2 separate regions of the Homo sapiens genome follow, and region 2 is linked to region 1. A link is an interaction called in ENCODE POLR2A ChIA-PET data of the cell type or tissue named here. Cell type or tissue: Panc1. All regions are shown on one strand.

Evidence for each region. Peaks named below come from ENCODE experiments on the same cell type or tissue, not always from the same donor. Only the 100,000 strongest peaks of a DNase experiment are listed, where the experiment ranks them.
Region 2: POLR2A ChIA-PET joins it to region 1 with 11 read pairs; 3 of 35 experiments call an interaction of 5 or more read pairs at or near these places.

Annotation. Positions count from the first base shown.
Region 1 is chr11:121,963,635-121,966,134 of GRCh38, reverse strand. No RefSeq gene overlaps it. Among named protein-coding and RNA genes, the nearest start is that of MIR125B1, 130 kb to the left of the region's middle. In Panc1, no CTCF peak of the experiment used is centred here; no DNase peak of the experiment used is centred here.
Region 2 is chr11:122,155,610-122,158,109 of GRCh38, reverse strand. It overlaps MIR100HG (mir-100-let-7a-2-mir-125b-1 cluster host gene), which reads left to right. Exons shown (of 5, transcript NR_137179.1): 4 at 2,478-2,500. Among named protein-coding and RNA genes, the nearest start is that of MIR100, 4.6 kb to the right of the region's middle. In Panc1, no CTCF peak of the experiment used is centred here; a DNase peak (open chromatin) is centred at 989; H3K4me3 peaks cover 2,500 bases; H3K27ac peaks cover 2,500 bases.

The sequences.
Region 1 (2,500 bases):
AAATACTGCCTGTCTGTAGTGTAAGCAAATTAAAAAGAGGAAATAAGATATTTGCATATAACTAATAAAAATACAATAAAAAATGCACTTAGTCTCACAACTGATGAGGCGAGGATGGGGGAAGGTGGGGGAAATAGATAAAATCAGTCCTGTTCAAGGTCAAAGGTGTCTTATCTGGTCCATATTGCAATCACAATTTTTATATATGTGTCATTGCAATTGGTTCTCATGATACCCCTGTAAGATTGTTAGGGCAGGTTTTCCTTTTATATTTGAGGAAATTGGCCCAGCGGTTTTACCCAGGGTCATACAAGGTGCGCACAGGGATGTTTGAACTTGATCTTGGTCACTTCTCTTGAGCTAGGAAACTTCTTACAATTCCACATTTTCTCTGGGAATTAGGTATTTTCTTTGAGCCCTCACTTCTGTCCTGATACTCTGTCCTCTGTCTTCAGAGAATCTTGTTTTCATTGGTCCCTCTCTAATGACTTGGTACCCTAGATCCATTGAATGCCTGTTCTCTGTCAATAAGACCTTCCTCTTGAGTCAGCAACTCCCCCAGGGCTGCCCTGAATGATGATGCATCTTCCGGCCCTGGCGGGTTTCCAGCCCCTCTCTTCAGCTGATTCTACCTGAGAAGCCTCCCAGCCTGGAACTTCCGGACATTGCCCAATCAAAGGGAAGCCCCCAGAAGGAGAAGATAAGAAGGAAATAATTTAGGACTGCCTAAACAAATGTACACTAAGATTCTCGGCAGCTGCATAGTTTCCCTTCCAGATGCAGGTTGGCCTGGTTAGAAATAATTCAGGTTTTCTTGCTGAGCTCACTGATTGTTTGTCCACTATTCACTCCAGCACTGATTAAATAACACTCGAGGGATTTTTAATTTGTACTCGATTTTGTTGAGTCTTCTCTTTCATGCTTTCTCTCTCTAGTTAGTGAACTCGCTGCACTTCCCTCCATCTCTCTCTAAGGTTGTCTGAAATCTTCTCAATCAATTGACTCCCCTCCACTTACTTGCAAATATATTTGGGAGCTTTGGTTCTCATACAAGTCAGGGTGCCATATTAAGAATGCTATTGGATATGCAGGTTAATAAATATGCCTGCATTATGACCATTGCATCCACATCTCCGTACCAGGTTTAGACCTAGGGAAAAATTATCACCGTCTTAGGGCCCTTCCATCTCCTCTCCACCCCTGTCATAATTTTTCCTGACCACTGGGAGACTGAGACAGAGTAGCAGTGGTAAGGATTTATGGCTCATCCTTGGTATGTGTAAATAAATTGCATCATTGCAATGAGATCCAGACTCATACAACAGACTGTCCCTGCCGGCTTGGCTATGTTCTCTGCTCTGCAGACAACAAAAGATGACAGGTTGTAAGTTCCAGCATCAGAAGAGAGCAACTGGCTTCCGTTGGCAACCTTACTTGTCAACCGGCAGCTCCAAGAAACAAGGTCATCTAAGGACAGGCAGGGGCTGATGCATTTGAAAGTAGAGGAAGCAGCAAAGGAAGTGTTGACTTCAATTTCATGGGACTGTAATGCCACAGGCTCCCATTCTCCTCACACTTTCCTTCTTTTCTAGAGTACGTCTTCATCTCTCATCTCACCTTGGTACTAGGGTCAGAGTGTAAGAACTAGAGTAAGAAGCACTGCCTTTTCCTGAATGTGCTCATGGAAAGGACTCCAGGACAGCCTCTGTGGCTATGGAAATTATCTACTGAGTAAATGTCTCTCTGTGATCTATACCACACCTAGCCAGGTTGGCATCATCTGATACCAGTAAGGAATTAGGTATCACCCATTAGTTTTTTTTCAATGGAAGGCTCCCACGTACTTAAATTCAATATTCTAAATCCAGTTAGAAGTTAGATCACAAATAAAGGATTATTTTTAATAAATATTTTTAAATCAGGATTTTATTTTGGAATAATTTTAGACTTATAGAAAAGTTGCAAAGATAGTGCAGAGAGTCTCTATATACCCTTCACCTAGTTTCTAGAAGATGTTTTCATACTTAGATGTTAATAAAGCTGACTAATGCTTTCCTTTTTTTTTTTTTTTTTTTTGAGACGGAGTCTTACTCTGTCACCCAGGCTGGAATGCAGTGCTGAAATCTCAGCTCACTGCAACCTCCACCTCCCAGGTTCAAGCAATCCTCCTGCCTCAGCCTTCCGAGTAGCTGGGATTACAGGCACCCGCCACCACACCCAGCTAATTTTTGTATTTTTAGTGTAGACAGGGTTTTGCCATGTTGGCCAGGCTGATCTTGAACTCCTGACCTCAAGTGATCCACCCACCTCGGCCTCCCAAAGTGCTGGGATTACAGGCATGAGCCACCATGCCTGGCCTGACTAATGCTTTAAATAGGACCAATATAGACTTTTAAAATGTGTTAGGCCCATCTAATGTGCAACAGCATCTCTTCTTACAGCCAGGGTCCTTACTGCCCACTCAGTGTCTAATCGCTTTTTGGCTCTAGGATAAGGCTGA
Region 2 (2,500 bases), 190 kb before region 1:
TATCTCTTTTCTTGCAGGATTCAATCTTCAAATCTTCCCAAGCCATCCTATCCACCCACTTTCTCATCTAATTGTGAGATACTTTCTCAAGAGCAAAACATAGCTTTGAACAGAAAGTGTTAAAGTTGGCTGGTGTCTAGGAAGCATTTATATAGCATATAGTTCACTTCTATTAAAGAGATGACAGTCATCTGATTTTTAAAAGTACGTGTCTGATGTTTCTATGTCAGAATCAAGGTCTTGTTATTTTTTCAAATTTCAATTCTCCTCCCCTGCTTTATTAGCAAAATAGCTAGAAAGGAAGTTGTAGGCTGGCATCATTGTTTGCATTTTAAAAAGGAAGAAAAATTGTCATCCTGAGCAAACTTATTCCTTTCAAAAGTGAAAGTAGTATACCTTAGCCAGCGCACACGATACAACTTGGTACTGGCAAAGTCTCTCTTTTGTTTCATCTAGTGTGTCAAAAGTGAATTTGCCATCAATTTCTCACTCTCAAATAGTTGATTTCTGTTATATGCCTGTTTTAAGTGAATATTAAGTGGGTTTAAGATTTTTTTAATTACAGAAAAGTAAGCTCACTATTCAAATAGTCTAAGAGTGTCTTTTGTTTTCATCCGATCTATCTTCTATTATACCATTTTCCATCTTTTCTCTTTGCTTGATCTACACACACTTGCATTTATCATTTTCATAAAATATTGTTTAGTGTGGGCAGGGTGTGGTGAGATGAAGATTATAAATATCCATCAATCTTCAGTGTTCCATTTGCTCGAAAGAAACATGAAAGCCATGGCATTGCTTTGCCATTCTCCTCGCTCCCTACTGCCTTCTGGCCAGTTTTTCCTTGTAAAAAGGAATGAGTTCTACCTAAGCTAACTGGTTTTGATGCCAAAAGCCTCTGCGTCATATCCTTGAGCGCTGCTCCCACTCTGTGGTCTGATATCCTTGTGGCAATGTCCCAGGTGGATAAAACGTGGCACGACAATTGGCACCAATGAATTACTCTTGGAGTAGCAATTGCTGGATGTGCCTCTTTTGTTGAGGTGATTGGATCTTTTGGCAAAAACCAGTGACTGCAAAGGATGAGAGAAACGATCAGAAAAACTGAAAAGCTGTAGGAGACCAAACACTAGTGTCTCCCCTGCTTCAGGGGACACCCACTGTCAGAGTGAACGACAAAGGTTAGATTTGAACAAGCTTTCTTTCTTTCTTTCTCTTTCTTTCTTTCTTTCTTTCTTTCTTTCTTTCTTTCTTTCTTTCTTTCTTTCTGTTTCTCTTTCTTTTCTTTCCTTTCTTCCTACTTTTTCTTTCTCCTTCTTTCTTTCTCTTTCCTTCCTTCCTTCCTTTCCTTATTCTTTCCTTTTTTTCCTTCTCTTTATTTTTTCTTTATTCTCTATCTTGCTCTTTCTTTCCTTTCTCTGTCTCTGGCTCTTTTTCTTTTTCTCTCTTTTTTCTTTTCTCTCTCTGTGCCGCTCTCTTTTCTCTTTTTTTCTCCTTCCTTCCATCCTTCCTTCCTTCCTTCCTTCCTCCTGTCCTTCCCAGATAAAAAATATTATCTGGTCAAACTGTCCCATCTGTTTGGGACAAAGGAGATCCACTGAGATTTTGTACAAGACGTACATTTTTAAAAAGGAAGGGGGGTAGAGGGCAGGAAATCTTTCCGTTGGTGTCGTTCTGCTGATGTCACCATGGATTCAGTGTTCAAGTCCACAGCCAGGCAAAACTCAAATAAATTTTCCTTTTTGCAAGCAGCTGCACTGTGAGTTCGCCTTCCATTAGTAAAGGGACAATGAAGGGAAGGCGAACCCCGCGTCCAAAACATGGCCAATGAAAGGACACTGGAATGGAAGCCAGGAATCCTGCTGTGGTGGAGAGGCATAGACTCATGAGTCCACCACAATCGGATACTTGCTTCTTTTTAACAGCCCTATCAGCCGAGAGAAATAATGACTCCTGAATCATTTGACAGTAAAAAAGTTAAAATGATGTCTCAATGGCGCTGCATCATGCCAGGTAATCACTGCCCAATTCATTGATTATTCCTTAAACTATTCTTAACCATAGATAGCCTATCTCTTCATCATGCTTAGCAAGTGAGTGGTTTGGTATAAAACATTTGTACAAAAGTATGGGAGTATTCCGAGACTTCACATTCCTATTTGATCATTTTTCTGGTAAAATTGTTCTCAAGGTCCAAGCGTAGCCAGGGGAATTCCAGGAAAGATTTGTGAAATTACTTATTTGCAGAACCTATTTATTATGCGTAGTTCTGGAAATGAAGTAAACATAATGGTTCCCGATGTTTTTCTAGAAATAGTTTTATTTCAGTTTTTGTTTTTCTTTTTACTCTTGTTCTAGTGTTACTTTCAACTTTACAAAAGAGTTGGGTGGCAAAAAAAAAAAAAAAAAAAAACAACTGAAAAACAAGTAAAAATTCTTAACCCATTTTAAAATATTGTAAATGTCTTATTTTCCAGACGCGCGTGGATGATTTGAAGAT